Regions from separate parts of the Homo sapiens genome. Here region 1 is linked to region 2. Evidence: read pairs that join two places in POLR2A ChIA-PET (ENCODE). Cell type or tissue: OCI-LY7. All regions are shown on one strand. Each heading gives the region's core, and the rest is flanking DNA. Links, peaks and the distances in the headings are about the cores only.

The links. Peaks named below come from ENCODE experiments on the same cell type or tissue, not always from the same donor. Only the 100,000 strongest peaks of a DNase experiment are listed, where the experiment ranks them.
Region 1: POLR2A ChIA-PET joins it to region 2 with 5 read pairs; 2 of 35 experiments call an interaction of 5 or more read pairs at or near these places.

Annotation. Positions count from the first base shown.
Region 1 is chr9:40,753,719-40,761,832 of GRCh38, forward strand. It overlaps the pseudogene LOC100132004 and the pseudogene RNU6-156P. Among named protein-coding and RNA genes, the nearest start is that of MIR1299, 170 kb to the right of the region's middle. RefSeq lists an enhancer at 1,359-1,468. In OCI-LY7, for the core only: no CTCF peak of the experiment used is centred there; no DNase peak of the experiment used is centred there.
Region 2 is chr9:40,988,869-40,996,982 of GRCh38, forward strand. LOC107986997 (a long non-coding RNA gene) reads right to left here and starts at 2,963. Exons shown (of 2, transcript XR_001746463.3): 1 at 2,697-2,963. It also overlaps the pseudogene FRG1HP. RefSeq lists enhancers at 2,147-2,876, 2,700-2,889, 3,290-3,639, 3,660-3,719, 3,730-3,799 and a silencer at 3,040-3,249. In OCI-LY7, for the core only: a CTCF peak has its summit at 3,292 (motif pointing right); DNase peaks (open chromatin) are centred at 2,943, 3,383 and 3,733; H3K4me3 peaks cover 2,500 bases; H3K27ac peaks cover 2,297 bases.

The DNA of each region.
Region 1 (8,114 bases), core at 3,796-6,295, 230 kb before region 2:
CCGAGGGGAAGGGACAGAGGCACTGAGCAGGGCAAAATGGTATAGGGAATCCCATGTGCTGGCTTTAGGTGTGGGAGTCAGCTCATCTGACTTTTCAATTTGAGAGCTGGATCGGGTTCTTCCCTAGTTGTCTTTAAGGGAATAAAGACAGGTCCCTGTCTCCATAATCTAGTTCTTGAGAAACCAGATTTTTATCATTAACATATTGAATTAGAAGTTGACACATTACATCCTCATTCAACCCAAACTTTGGCCAGAAGATTGAGGGTTTGAAAATGGGACCTTGGGTCCAAATGAAACAGCAATATTTTATCCTCTAATGCTTTTTCTTATGTTTAGTCCTCTCATTATGCTTCCAATATTTTAACATGAGACCCAGGGGACTATCAGGGGGCATGTCTTTGTTACTATCCTCTTCTTTTTTGCGCCCTGTCTTTCTTGGGGCTTTTCCCATGTTAGGTCCTGGTTAGGCTCAATCCCACATGCTAGAGATTTCTTCCCTATCCTTTAACGCCACCTGCTGGAGGCTCCTTGCACGCTTCTTTCGCTTCATCCACTCTGGTTGCTTCTCTCCCAGGAATTTTAGGTCCCTCTTAGCATTCGCATCATGGTATAAACCTCACAGCAGGATCTGCCCTGAGCCCTATGAGGATACACTGAATTCCTCTTCAAAGGTTTTTTGTTCAAATAAAAAAACCGCAGATAGGACCCACTCACTCCTCACAGCAATAATGCTTAGTATCATCTACACAAACAGCAACACAAGCAGTAGTGCTTGTGATCATTCACACACACTTTCGACCTCCAGAATATCCTGACCACCAAGGAAATACTTTGTCACCCCTGCTACATTTCTTACCTCGGTCTGTGCACAGTTACCTGGTCGCCACGGTATGTGAAGATCCTTTCCCCAAAGATGCTGGCCTGTTTCTTTCCACGTTGCTGAGAGCCCAGGTTTATCAATTGCACCAGCTGAGTCTTGATTCCTTACCTTTATGGCCACTGCAACGAGGCAGCGGGGTGCGCCTCCTCACAGGAGAGGACTGGACCCTCCCCCAGAGGAGAATGGGAATGCTGGGTGGGCCCCCACATTTGTGGAAAATAAATTTTCAGTGAAACAAAGAACAGTCAGCACTCCAGCAACAAGTTTTTACAGCAAGGCAAATTTACTTCTATGAAAGAGTGGTCTTGCAGATGGAGCAATGGCAAGATCATACTGAACAAGGGAGGGGAAAGTGTTCTTATTCCTAATGCAGCTAGTCCCTACTGTTGTGTCTTTTCCCTATTGGATAGGGTTGGACTGCACACTCTTAGCTAATTCAGATGGGCTATTTCAAAGAGAGCAGGAGTATGAGCTGGAGTGGCAGGGTGAGTACTTTCAGCGGGAAAGACAGTTACAGAGCAGGTGTCTAAGGATGACTGAGGACAGAGCAGGTGACTAAGAATGACTAAAGACAAAACAGGTGTTAGAGGTTAGAAGGGGGTTGTTTAATGAAACTAGGGGCAAGGAGGCATAAATAATGAGGAAGTTAAACTTTAAAACGGAGAACAAAGAACAGAGAAGCTGAACATACTGACATATTTACTCTTTGATGAGGAACTCAGAACTCATTGTACTTAATCTTCCCCCTCTTGAATTTTAAAGGATTTTTACAGGCTAAAATCTTTGAAAAGGAATTCGCTGTATCCTATTCCTCAGGTGTTCTTTCCACCAAGCTTTCAGCCATGTCAGGTGTTCTTTACGCCAAGGGTGCAGCCTCGTCAGGTGTTCCTTCAGATGTTCCTTCTGCCAAACACACAGTCTGGTTAAATTTTCCTTCTGCTAAATATCATCCTTTTGACTCTTTACCTGGAAAACTTCTACTCATTCAGCTTGCTTTCCTTAAACACTACCAAACTTTTGTTTTCTCCTTTTTTTTTTTTTTTTTGAGACAAGAGCCTCGCACTGTCGCCCAGGCTAGAGTGCAGTGGCATGATCTCAGCAGATCACTGCAACCTCCGCCTCCTGGGTTCATGAAATTCTCCTACCTCAGCCTCCCATGTAGCTGGGATTACATATGCATGCCACCCAGGCCCAGCTAATTTTTTGTATTTAGTAGAGATGGGATTTCACCATGTTAGTCAGGGTGGTCCCAAACTCCTGAGCTCAAGCAATCCGCCTGCCTTGGCCTTCCAAAGTGCTAGGATTACAGGAGTGAGCCACCGCTCCTGGACACTACCAAACTTTTTAAAGCTTAAATTCTTCACGTTGGATATAAAATGTCTGACACAGACTGAATATGATAATGACATAATAAGTGATAATTATAAGCTCCCAAAGGGGTTCTGGCACAGAGTAAGCACTAAATAAAGTAGTAAATAATAAAAAAGATGATAATAACAAGAAAAATGCTTAGTACCTTAATAAAGTAGTAAATAACAAAAAATGACAATGATAATAACAAGAAAGATGCTTAGTACCTTAAAGATACCTGACAGTTATTTGTTAAGTGGACAAGTGGATAAACAAATAAAAAACATAGTTAGGAAATTCTGTTGGAAAAATGCAGAAATTCAATAGAGACAGCTCTATTGTATTATGAGCACCTTAAAGACCCAGACTATGTGTATTCCATCTTGGTCTCCTGCCACTTGCAAAATCTAACTTATAGAAGTCCTTTGATAAATATGTAATAAATTAAAGATGTGCTCATACAGTTCATATTGTACAATGTATTGTTTCACATTTATGTATCACAGTAGCACTTTTGTTATTGTGAAAATTTTTTCCACTTTTATTATAATTTGTTGAGCCTAGAGTTGAGCTAGTTGAATATTTATAATGATACTATTTTGGCTAGTAGGAACAGAGTAACTTGTTGTACCAAAATTACTATTAACACACTAATTATCCAGCAGATAGAACAACACATCTTGTTCTAATGAAGTAAATATATCTTATTTGGTTTCAACTTAGAGGGAATGAATTTGATAATAGTGAGACCTTGTTGGTACAAGACTATGTAACATAACCTGCGCTTCTCAACAAAGAATTGCTTTTCTGACTTCTGCACTCAGTAGGTATCTTTGAAAAATAATCTCCTATTGGTACTGATGCACCCTCACTAAGTTATGTTAATTCTTATTGACATTCATTTATGGTGCAAGAATTTTGAGTTCCAAATTCTAAAGATAGTTACTTTTTTAGTGACACAAGTCACTATGCCACACAGTTGATCTTTGAATAAGGGTTTTCACTCTAGAAGCCCACTAATAGACAGATTTTTCTTTTCCTTTGCCACTGCAAGATACCAAGACAAATCTCTCCTCTGCCTCCTCCTTATCAGCCTACTCAATGTGAAGGCAATGAGAATGAAGTCCTTTATGTATAATAATTCACTTCCATCTAATAAATAGTGAATATATTTCTTCCTCTTTATAACAGCTTCTTTTCTCCAGCTCACTTTATTCTAAGAATACAATATATAGTACATATAAAATAGAAACTATGGGTTAATTGACTGCTTATGCTTTCACCTTTTTTCAGGCTCCAGGTCAACAGTAGAAAATTAGTAGAGTTTTGGAGGAGTCAAAAGAAACAGATTTTCATATAAAGCAGATTTTCAGCTGCATGAGGGGATCAGCACCCTAACTCTCATGTTGCTCAAGACTCAACTGTAATTAATTCTAATTCTCTAAATGCAAATCATTTATTGTAAAAATTAAATAAAGCACAGAAGTTCGAGACCAGCCTGGGCAACATAAGGAGACCATGTCTCTACAATAAAGAAACAAACAAATAATTTATTTTTTATTTAACAAATAATCATTTTATATGTTTGTTTATGTTTAATAAACAAACAAACACTTGTTTATTTAACAGTTTGTTTAACTGTGTTCCTTTATAGGTTATAATATTCAAATGTTGCAGTTTTCTGTTATTAATTCCTACTTTTCATTATTAGATGTTCTATTATTTGTGGCTTGTAATCCAAGGCATCTAAGCTAGTTTATAATTTGTAATAAAGTTTATTTATGAATATATTAATTCATTAAATTGGATAAGCTGATAAACCCCTATTACTGAGCTCATCAATCACACCAAGGATTATACATTTTATAACAAGCATAAATTGTTATGACAGTTGAGGAAACATACAATATATAAACTTAAAAATTGTTTTACTCATTTATACAAAAGTTTTATATAGGATATTAGGGACCACAATTAAACAAATATTTTTTCAGATAATATTTTTGAGATTATAAACCACCTAAAACTAAATTCTTTTTTTTTTTTTTTTACTAGCAAGATTTATTGCAAAGAGCGAAAGAACAAAGCTTCCACAGTGTGGAAGGGGACCCGAGCGGGTTGCCCAACTAAATTCTTAATTCTGAATTATAAACTAAAAAATTAAATCAAAGCTATGTATATATAAAAACACTTACATATAGGTATATATGTAAACACATGCTACTTACACATTGCTTTTTTAATAGTTCTTTTGTGATCAACACTCCTATAATCTCATGGTAGCACCACCAAGTGTAGTTTACTATCAGAGGTCTTACCTGGATTGCTATTTTGAGAATTTTTAGATACCTTTTGTTATATTCCAAAAGTTGTTGATCAATGCTATGTATAAAAATGAAATAAATAAAATTACTATTTTAACATTGATATAAAAAACATTTACCAAATTTATTAAGTTCTTAGAGTATTTCAGACAATATTAGATCTAACATCAGAACATTACTTTTTCCATAGACTTTAAGTTTGTAAGCTCTATGAACTTATTAAGCTTCTAATTAAAGAAGAAGAAAGATAAAACACTCATGAAGTGAGGGCAGTGTAACTTAGTAAATTAACTAGAGGTAGCTTGACATATGAAAAATGTCCTTAACTCAGAATAAATCCTAGCATGGCTACCAACAGGTATTTTTTCTTGAACAAGTTGCTTCCTTAGACTCAATGTCTTCTAACAATGAGGATTTTAGGGCCTTATTTCACTATGTTATTATAAAGATTTAACAAGATAACATTTTTAAAATTCTTAAAATAAAAAGTGAAGCAAAAACATAATTTGTTCTTGAACCTTATTGCTGAAACTATTTTAAAATTCCCAATAAAACCCAATATATTGGCCTGGTGCAGTGGCTCATGCTTGTGATGCAAGCAATTTGGGATGCTGAGATAGGAGGATTGCTTGAGTCCAGAAGTTCAAGACCAGCGTGGACAACATAGGGAGACCATGTCTTTACAAAAATTAAATTACAAAAAAAAGAAAAAACAAATGTGTTTCTTCATAGGTTATAATATTCAAATATTGCAATTTTCTGTTATTAATTCCTACTTTTGGATATTAGATGTTCTATTCTTTGTGGCTTGTAATTCAGAGCATCTAAGCTATTTTATATTTTGTAATGAAATTTATTTATAAATATATTAAATCATTAAATCAGATAACCTAATTATACTCTATTACTGAGCTCATCAACCACACCAAGGGCAGAAAATAATAGATGTCAGCATCTGGCTTGGACTACTGCTACTCTTTATCTACCTCCTTAAACTCTGAACCAACAAATCTTTGTTAGAATGATGCTTAGTCACTATGTTCATTTCCAGCTGCTGTGGAAGACAAAACGCTACCTTTATTTTTTGTAAGTTCCACAAAGAAGATGCAAGTTGGTATTTTCTCATTTCTGAGATCCCTACTAACAAAATATTGCACACAAGATCCTATGTGTTACCACATCTCATTTCATAGATCACCTTACATAAATATTTTTTTGTATGAAAATCACAATTGCAATACTGGGTGTCACCCATTTTGCTTTGACTCACACCATTTCCTTGGAGCTAGTTAGAAAGGAGTAAAATGTCCTTTTGGGGACTGCAAGAAATATGCAACACTTTACAGATTTCTATGTCATCCTTGTGCGGGGACCATGCTGGTCTTCTCAACGTTGTTTCAATTTTACTATATGTACCACTGAAGCCAGCACAAATCCTTACTTTTATACATGAAGACTGATCAGTGATGGATGAGGCTTAGCTCTGTTAAATCTAACCAACTTACTTGAGATTTAGTGAAGTCTATTGAATGGCTTCATGGTGATGCAGCATTTGAAAATATTTAAAAAACTCGAGGTAGAGATGTAAGTAGCATGGGAGATTTTTACTTTTAGGAAAAAAGAATCACTTGAAGGGACAACCACAAGTTGGAACCCACTACAACTTGGGAAAGATGACATGGGATTTTACAGAATAAGGTGAGACCTTCCACTACCTACAAAATGGTGCTACACAGGATATAAAGGACCAGAGATATAGATCTGGTAACAAAGACAAAATGGATCTCTAATTTCTTCCTGTAACATTATTTCAACCTGAGTTACAGTTTCAAACTACCACAACTAATATTGGCTAGAGAAAATAGAAAAAAGCCAATCAAAGGATAACTTACCATGAAGGTCTAGGCCATATCCAGGCTAAGATGTGGGTTTCACGTCAGGTTTTGAGTGTGAGAAGAAGGGTCAATTTGCTCACTATGTGTGTGGCTAAAGCTAAAAGTTCTAGCTGCCAGAGTGGGGTGCTGGTACTTTGGAAACAATGGCTGAGAATATGTACGTGAACTTTAAAAACATGTAATAACTTCGAAGTCTACACCATGAAGGCTGAGAGATCTGCGTTACTAAGGGCATCCTGGTCACAAAGGTCAATCATTACCAGACTGCAGAAGCAGTTTCAATGGCAATGATGCAGCAACAGAATCAATGGAAACAACAAAATAAAGAGAATGGCCATTTCCCAACCCCCCAATCCTTCTGACTTGTACAAAAAGAATGTCTTCCTTGGACTTAGGTTCAGATTCTTTTAAAAGATTCAAGAATGAAGGTATGGAAGACAGCCCCCAGGGGACACTGTCAGGTTTTCTGCTTAAAGTGGACATTTTGAGACCCAAATAACTAATTAGAAAAACCAAAATTGTGACATTATGTTTATCCCATGCATAGGGGTTATACTTCAAATCAAGTAGACAACATTAGCATCCCTAAAGCCCTAAAATAAAGAATCCTGGAGCCATTACTCCTTCTAACTAGTATAGCTTTTTGCCTGGTTTCTGGCTGATGAAGTGAACTAACTCACTGTCATTCAAAAACTACCTGAAACAAACTATAAAATCTCACCTAGTCTTTAAATGTAAACACTTACAGATTAAACCCACAAGCAACAGCATAACGTTGCAATCATTCCACACGTATCTTCAGCACAGATGTCAACATTTTGCTGAAGAACCATGCCAACTATCTCTGATGATCCATGGCATATGGCAAGCATGAGGGCTGTGCTAAAATAACAAAGAGATAACTTCATTATTATGAACAGAACCAGTTTAATATGTGCCTGTCAGTGTAGAATTAACCATTTACATGTATTAACAAATGTTAAGTATCTTGAGTGCTCAAGTGTTTATCTTTGTAAATCACGACCAAGGCTAAAAGGAAGGGGTGAAAAGACTCATGTCTCACTGGGACATGGCATAGTAGTACTGCACCTTCTCTTGTAAACATTCAGCCTCTGCATCACTACATCAACTCTGGTTATCTCCAAAAATCATTATACTGTAATGATTTTATTGTTTCCCATGTAAACCAAGAGCTTCTTGAGGGCAGGGTCTGTATCTTTTACCTCTATATAATTAAACCCTAAGACATAGTAGTAAATATTTTATTTTTTACTAAGTTAGTAATCTAAATTATTACCTCTAGAACAGTGTTTCTTCAACTATATTCCAAAGAATAATTACCTTACCAGAAGCACTGTACCCCAACAGATTCCACCATTATCTATGTTCAAGAAATGTTATAAAACTGTGAATTAAATGTTCATTATTCAAGAAATGAATTGAACTTTACCTAATCCCTATTGACAGTATTTTTTGTGGCAAACATTAACATTTGACAAATAGAATTTCAGGGATGCAGTTCTGAAAGCTTCCCCCCAAAAATGGAGGTTTCCTCTGGGTGATACAAACTCACTTGATTCTCTTCTGTCAATGATCCCAAGATTCCAAATGCCAATGTCAGGCACTTCTGCTCTAAATGGGTCAATAAGGAAGTGGCTCTAA
Region 2 (8,114 bases), core at 2,389-4,888:
TTTCTTCATAGCAATGCAAGAATGGCCTAATAATACTGTGTGGATGTACCACATTTTATTGATCCAATCCACTGTTGATGGGCACCTAGGCTGACTCCATGTCTTTGCTATTGTGAATAGTGTTGCGATGAACATGCAAGTGCATATCTCTTTTTGGTAGAATAACTGACTTTCTTTGGGTCATATACCAGTAATGGAGTTGTTGGCTTGAAAGGAATTTCTATTTTAAATTCTCTGAGAAATTTCCAAACTGCTTTCAACAGTGGTTGAACTAATTTACATTCGCACCAATTATGTGTAAATGTTCCCTTTTCTCCACAGCCTCCCAAGATCTGCTGTTTTTCGATTTTTTAATAGTAGCTATTCTGACTGGTGTAGGATGGTATCTCGTTTTGGTTTTGATTTGCATTTCTCTGATGATTAGTGATGTTAAGCCTAATCTTTGCCACCAGAAAACTGGGAAAATACAGTGTCGCTTGTCAAAATAAATTGTTTTACTTTGCTTTAAAAATAATCAATTGAGTAGTATATTTCTTCCAGCAAAATTAAGAAGTAAACATTTAGAAATGTACAGTACCTTGCTGTTAAGTCTTCGCATAAGTATACCAATCAAACATAAAGGCCACCTTAAACTTTCATTTGAAATGAAAGACAATTTTTAAGAGGTTAAGGGCTAGTAATTTGTTAAAGTCCTGAAGTTAAATTAGCTCAAGTAAATATAAAGACTTTCCTTTAATTAAAGCCTTTTAAATGAACACTTTAAAGCATAGTTGGTTTCTCCCTCAAATCTTGTCCAAAGCCACTGTTTACAACTCAGTATATCAAAGAAGGTTTCAGACATGATTATGAAGCTCCCTCAACTTACAATGTGCTATTTGCAACCCTAGATGCTATCATTCTGGCTTTTCTACCTTTTAGCAACAATAAGCACACCCTTCCCATTTCTCCCCCACCCTGACTTACCCCTCTTTGCATTTAATAGATAATTTTTCTCAGAGTGTTCTTACACATCTTCAACTGTAAATATGACAAAAGCACACAGTACAGTACATGTGCCACATGTATAAATGTTGTATCTAGTCATACAATTTTCCTTTTAAAAAAGAAATATTTTATTTTCAAAAAGCAAAGACTCTAGGAATCTTTTCTAGCTGCCAGTCATAAAAACATAAATTTCTGGTTAGAGTCCCAAATTTCCCTGACCATAAGAACCACTTGTGGTATTTGTCAAACACATGTATTCTGAGTTCCATCCGTGATCTCCTGAATCAGAATCAGCAGGAGAGAGGCCTGGGAATACACATTTTAAACAAACGTCCACAGTGATTACGATTAGTCAAGCTTGAAAAAAATTTCACTAGGATCATTATGACTGAATAACCTCACAAACATAGGAAAGTTACTGGAGAAAAATACGAGCAGAATTTCAGAATTCTACCTTTGCTGAAAGTGTTTGTTCCCTCCTCCTCTACTCATCAAGACCTGACTGCTTATGTAACTCCCCCAAACCACCAACACCTGGGAGGAGTTGAAAATGATTTTAATGAAGAAGAAAAGCTGATGTTTAATTTCAAAACTGACGGTGACAATAGAAGGGAGAGGCATGAATTTATCTTGATTCTAACACAAAGCATTGTATTTGAGTCAACAAACAAAATTGGTTTCATTTTTATTTTTTGTAAGTTTTCACCAAACTCTATGCATATATAGAGGCTGGGCAAGAAAGAAAGAAATCCAGAAATATGGCATATGCCATCCCTTATTTATTTCCCCATGCGACCAGCCAACAGCTTCTTCAACTTGTCCCTGCTTCAAGCTGACTTGGTGTCTACTCTGTCAGAAATGGAGCTTCCCTAAAGACTGCCTCAATGTCAGTTACCCAGAGGCCTTTTTTCCATCTTGTGTTCCTAAACTTCTATGATATTAAATGATATTACCCTTTCTGGAAATTCTCCTTAGCTTTGATTTTATAATTTTACTCTGTTTCATTCCTTCTTTTATAGCCTTTCTTTTCTCTATCCCTTTACTGCAGACATGTTGTAAGGCTTTGTTCTTGACCTTCTGATCTCTCCACATTCATTCCCTCAGAGCATGTATCCATTTTCTTGGTGTCAGCCTTCCTGACTATCTGATTATTACCATCATATAACGATGTTGGTGATGAGCATAGCTAACATATCCTAGGCATTTTCCATGTAGGTTATCATAAGCACCCTATATAATTTGTACCATTTAATTCTTCAACCCTAAATGATACTATTACGGACCACATTGTATGAGATGAGGAAACAGATTTTCATCAAAACCATGGAAAGCCAACGTGAGGAGCCCCTGTGTGTCTCCTTTGTTAATGCCTCTGGGCATCATGGCATGTAGATTGCCCTAGAATGGGGATTAGGAAGCGCAGCACTGTGAAAACACCAGAAAATACGTTATGATAGCGGGTAAGGACGCTCATCTCTGCCCATTGAGATGGTTTTGTTTCTGAGTCAGGTTTGAGATGAGCCAATCCTGACTCCATGGTGCCACCAGGGATCACGAATTTAATAAGATCTTCGTGGATGCTTGGAACCCAACTGATCTCTGTTTTCTACTTTAGGGAAAGAGCCACAGCTTAAATGGGGTGGTTTTGGTGTCACATAAGCTATCAATAATACCCACGTTTTGGTGTCACATACGCGATTAATAATACCCACCGCTGCAGAGGAATCACCGTGGACTACTGCTCGTTTCATCCCATGCTCTTGCGATGGATCCCTCTCACCTGTTTACTGATTTCATTCAAATTCTTCAGCGACCACAGGACCCCGACTTGCCTTCTCTATCCTGGTTCCCATCACGCTGCTTTACAGGCCTGGCCTGCTCGCGGCTCCTCACACCAGCACTGTGCGTCTCCCTCCACGCCTCTGCCCTGTTTCCTCCATCAGACAGGACTAGCTTCCTCCACCATAACTCTCCACCTCAGCCCACATTCCCACAGCACTCGCGACATCCGCGGCCCTCAACATGGCGCTTCATTCCATTTTAGGGTATTTCCTCCTTGTTTCCTGCACACACAGTCGCGCGAGGCACAGCCCCGAGTGACCCGCGCACGAGTGGCCTGCGCTCCCAGACGCGCCGCCGCAGGCCGGCGAGGGCACCCTGAGCCGCTTCCCGCCCCCACGGGACCGTCGCCAGCCCGCAGCTCTAGCGGGAGGCAGTTCCACAGCGTGCCCGGCAGCCCCGCCACCGTCAGCACCGGCGCCTCGGGCGGGCTTTCCCCACCTCTGGGAGGCACGAATCCTCAGGGGCTCCTCGAGAGGGCGCCAGGGAGCAGATGCGCGCAGACACCTTTCGGCCCTCTGCAGCCGCCATAGCTCCCCAGCAGAAACCCGGAAGTGGAAATCTCAGCCATTCAGTGTTTGGGTGAAGACGGAGGCGGGTTCTGGACAGACCTACGCTGTCGGGGAGTGTTTACTTCGCCTCCACTTCTGTTCCTCCCCGCCCTGGTGCTGCTCCAGGTCACATACTCTTCCTGAGCCGGCTTCAGCCTCTCCGCGCAGAAGTCTCCCGGAGCCATGGCCTAGTATTCTTATGTGAAGTCTACCAAGCTTGTGCTCAAGGGAACCGAGGTGAAGAGCTGGGTCCTGCAGCTCCGGCGGGAGCCTCCTCAGTTCTTTTCGGACGCACTCCACCCCCGCGAATCCGGTGGAAGCCGTGATGCGGAGAGCCGGCTTCGTGGCCTCCCAGGCTTCGCTCTGACCCTGTCTGGGCTGGATGGAGGCCGGACCGCCCTTCCTGGCGCCTGTGCAGAGAGGGGCAGCCTCCTGCGCGGACGACCCTGGAAACAGGATAGACGGGCGGGTGACCCGTGACCCCGTACCCACGAGTTTGGGTCCCTTGAGGCATCTCTCCAGGCCTCTGCCTGGTGGGTCTGCGTTAGTCTGATCTTGTAGTTCATTATAATAACTTCCTTTATTAGGAATTATTCTTTTCTCCATTGTCTCTTCCTGGAAAAATTATTAATTTTTTTCTAAGCTAATATGTAGAGTGAAACCAGGATGAATCACACAGTGGTTGAGGTGTATATGGACTTTGATAGGGATATGGGCTGGAACCTGCACTCTGTCATTTACTAATTTTGTAATTTGTGGCAAATTGGTTAATATGTCTGAACTTCCATTTACTCATTAAGAGATCAAGTATCTTTGAACCTCCGTTTACACATTTATACTTTCAGACCATTTTTTATACCTTTAGAAGACTGTGAGGATTAAATGAGAGAACATACATGCAGTAAATAAATTGAGCCAAATGTGAGGAGGAGGTTGTAGTGGTAATTTATTAGCTCTTTAGGAGAAAAATACCTGTGCATTCATATCCCCGCTTCTTTTTTAACTGGCAGATTTGCCTGAGGTTGACTGTACATGCAAATATTGAGCTTTCCTCCTGGCCTCCGTGATAAACAGAAGTTTTGATATTGTTAGGCGAGATGGAAAGAAAGTATCAAGGAGTGAGCTGAAGCCACTGCCCTTGAGAACCCTCTCGAGGAGTCTGGCCTCATGAAGATGCCAGAATAAATGGCAGGTATATCCTGAATGAATGTGAGATTTTTACTCTGTGAATTTCCTGTGAGGAGTGGTGAGTTATCTTCTGAAAACTTTATGATGAAAATGCAGACAAGAGTATCTTAAGATTATCGTAATAATCATAATTAATGCTTATATAGCACTTTCAATGCGCCAAGAAATTGTAGGCATTTTGCACATTAACTTTTTTCAAATCCCTCTTGGGTTTTTATTTTTTTATTGCGATGTAATTCATAATTATAAAATTCACCCTTTTGTACAGTCAGTGGTTTTTAGTATATATCCAAGAGGTTCACCACTGTCTAGTTGCTCAGCATTTTTGTCATCTCAAAAGGAAATCTCTTCCTACCCATTAAAGCTGTCACATCCCATCTTCCCCCTCTCCTAGTCCATGGCAACCACTAGTCTGCTATCTATGTGAAATTGCCTATTCTGAATATTTCCTAAGAAATCATGTAACATGTGGCCTTTTGTATCTGGCTTCTTTCACTTACAACATTCTTGAGGTCCATCATTGTTGTAGCACTTGTTCCTTTTTATGGCTGCGTAGTGTAGTCCATTGTATGGATGTAATATTTTGTTCATCCATTCATCAGTTGATGAACATTTAGATTGTTTCCCCTTTTTGACTATTGTGACTAATGCTAGTGTGAATATTCTTATGTAAGTATTTTTGTGGGTGTACGTTTTCATTTCCCTTGGGTATACATACTTAGGAGTAAAATTGCTGGGTCATATGGTAACTCTTTAACTTTTTGAGGAACCCCAAACTGTTTCCTGTAGATGCTGCACCATTTTACATTTCCACCAGCAATGTGTGAAGATACATATTACCTCTTAATCCTCACAATAGACTTAAGAGTTAAGTTGTTATCCTAATTTTTTAAGTGGGGAAACTGACTCACAGAGAGATTCAGTACCTTTTCCAAAAATTGCAGAGCTAAGAAGTGACAGAATCGGGATTTAAAATCTGGCGGTGTGGCTCTACAATCTGCTTTGAACTTTAACATAATATGTACAAAGCCTGAAGCAAATTCTCAGTACTGTATTTAAGAGGGCATAGCAATGTAAGTCTTCCTAAATCAATAATTTATAAATGAAACAACTTAAAAGACTTCCAAGTTTCAATCTTACGATATTTATTTATCACACAAATCAATATACTTAAACTCATCTATATAAATTATTTCCTGTAGTAAGAAGAAAAAGAGCAAAGATAAGAAGAGAAAAAGAGAAGATGAAGAAACCCAGCTTGATATGTTGGTGAGTCAGTTTTCAGTGCTTTATTCTGAAAAAAGTTAACATTTCTTGAGATCTCATTGAAAATATTTTCCTAGTTAGAAATTTATGATGTATTCATATTTGTCTTAAAGTGCTTAAATATTGCCTACAGTTGTAAATTCCATTTATTCTTTAGCACAGTAGATGCTACTGATGCCTTTACTTCATTATCAGAACAGAGCACAGGAGAGAAGAATTACAACACTCTGACTTAGTAGGCACCATTAGACTGCTTAATAGCCGGAGATTCTGATACATAATTTTAAAGGCTTAATGTAAATGTTATTCAACCAAATATATTTTACAAGCTATTTTCTTTGAACATCTGTACATTTTAGTTGTAGAAGTCAGTTGTCTCTTAAACGAAGTATCTTCACAGGAAAAATCATTATTTTGTGAACTCTGAAATGAATGAAAATTTTAAATACAATATCAGGGTGGCCTGTAAATGATACTAGAAATAAACTGACCCAAACACACTTAACCAGCCTGTTTTCCGTTTAGCTGTTTCCATACTTTTTTTTCTTTTTTAAAACTTGGCAAGTTGCATTTTGAATCTTCATAAATTATGGTAGCTTAAAAAATATATAAAATATGGAATGGTGTAAAGCTAATGTTCTGGAAGATCATTGCTTTTGAAATGGCAAATCAACAATTCTAAAATTAGGGTAAATATCTAGGGTAGATATGTAGATGTGGAATTGCTGTGTCAAAGGATAGTTGAATGTTTAACTATATAAGAAACTGTCAAAAATTTTCTAAAGTGGTTGTGCTATTTTATCCTCCCAACAAGAATGAATTAGTTCTCCAGTTACATCCTTGCCAAGAGTTGATGGTGTTATCAGTCTTTTCTCCCAGTCTGAGTTTTACCTTTTCAGTTTCTTAATGGTGGTTTTTGGATGGACAGCTTTTTTTTTTTTTTTTTTTTGAGATGGAGTCTTGCTCTGTCACCCAGACTGGAGGGCAGTGGCGCAATCTTCGTTCACTGCTAGGTCCACCTCCCAGGTTCACGCCATTCTCCTGCCTTAGCCTCCCAAGTAGCTGGGACTACAGGCACCTGCCACCACGCCCAGCTAATTTTTTGTGTTTTTAGTAGTGACAGGGTTTCACCATGTTAGCCAGGATGGTCAGAAGCTTTTAATTTTTATAAAGCTTAGTTTATTTTTTTTTCTTTTATGGTTACTGCCTTATCTCTTTGATCTAAGAGATCTTTGCTTACCCCAAAGTCAGGAAGATATTCTACATTGTCTTTTAGAGGCATCATAGTTTTAGTTTTTACATTAAATCTGTCATTAATCTCAAATTAATTTTTGGCATGGTGTGAGTTTGGTTTCAAGATTTACTTTTTTTTTTTTTTAACATCTTGATAGCCATTTGTGCCAGCACCACTGGTGTTTCCTTTTTCCATTAATCCAGTTTCATATCTTCATAAAAAGTCAATTAACTTTCTATGTATTGGTCTATTTCTGGACTCTGTTCTATCGATTGTCTGTTTTTCTTTTGGTATATTTCTCTTGATTGCTATAATTTCATGAAGTCTTGAGATCAGGTAGTGTGTGTCCTCCAACTTTGTACTTACTATTAGTTTATTAATTTCTACAGTGAAGCCTGTTGGATTTTCTCGGAGAATTGTATTGAGTCCAGATCATTTGGGGGAGAATCAACATCTTAATATTGGGCCTCAATATTTCATAATTTTCAATGTAGCAGTCTTGCATGCCTGTTTAAAAATTTATTCTTAAGTATTTTATAATTTTACATTACTGTGTAGAACTTTTGAATTTGACTTTCCAGTTGTTTGCTGTCAGTATGTAGATATACAATTGATTTTTGTATAGTGACTTTATAGTCTGATAAGTCTGTTTCACTTATTACTTCTAGTGGTTTGTTTATATAGAAAACTAAGAAATTTGCAATTATGTTTCCTGTGACTATCATTTTACTTCTTTCTTTCGAATCTTAATGTCTTGTCTTGCTTTTTATTGGTTTATTATACTGTCCAGGACTTCCATAGTGTTGAACAGAAGTCACGAGAATGGGCATAATTGCATTGTTTCCAAGCTTAGGCAGAAAGGTTTCAGTAGTCCACCATATGGTATGATGTCTGTACGATCTACAGAGAAAACCTTTATCAAAATGAGGACATTCCTTTTAAACTTTGTTTCTCGGCAGTTTTTATCATAACGATGTTTAATGCTGTCAAATGTCTCCTTCTGTATCTGTTGAGATGATTATACAACTTTCTTCATTCTGCCAGTGAATTAC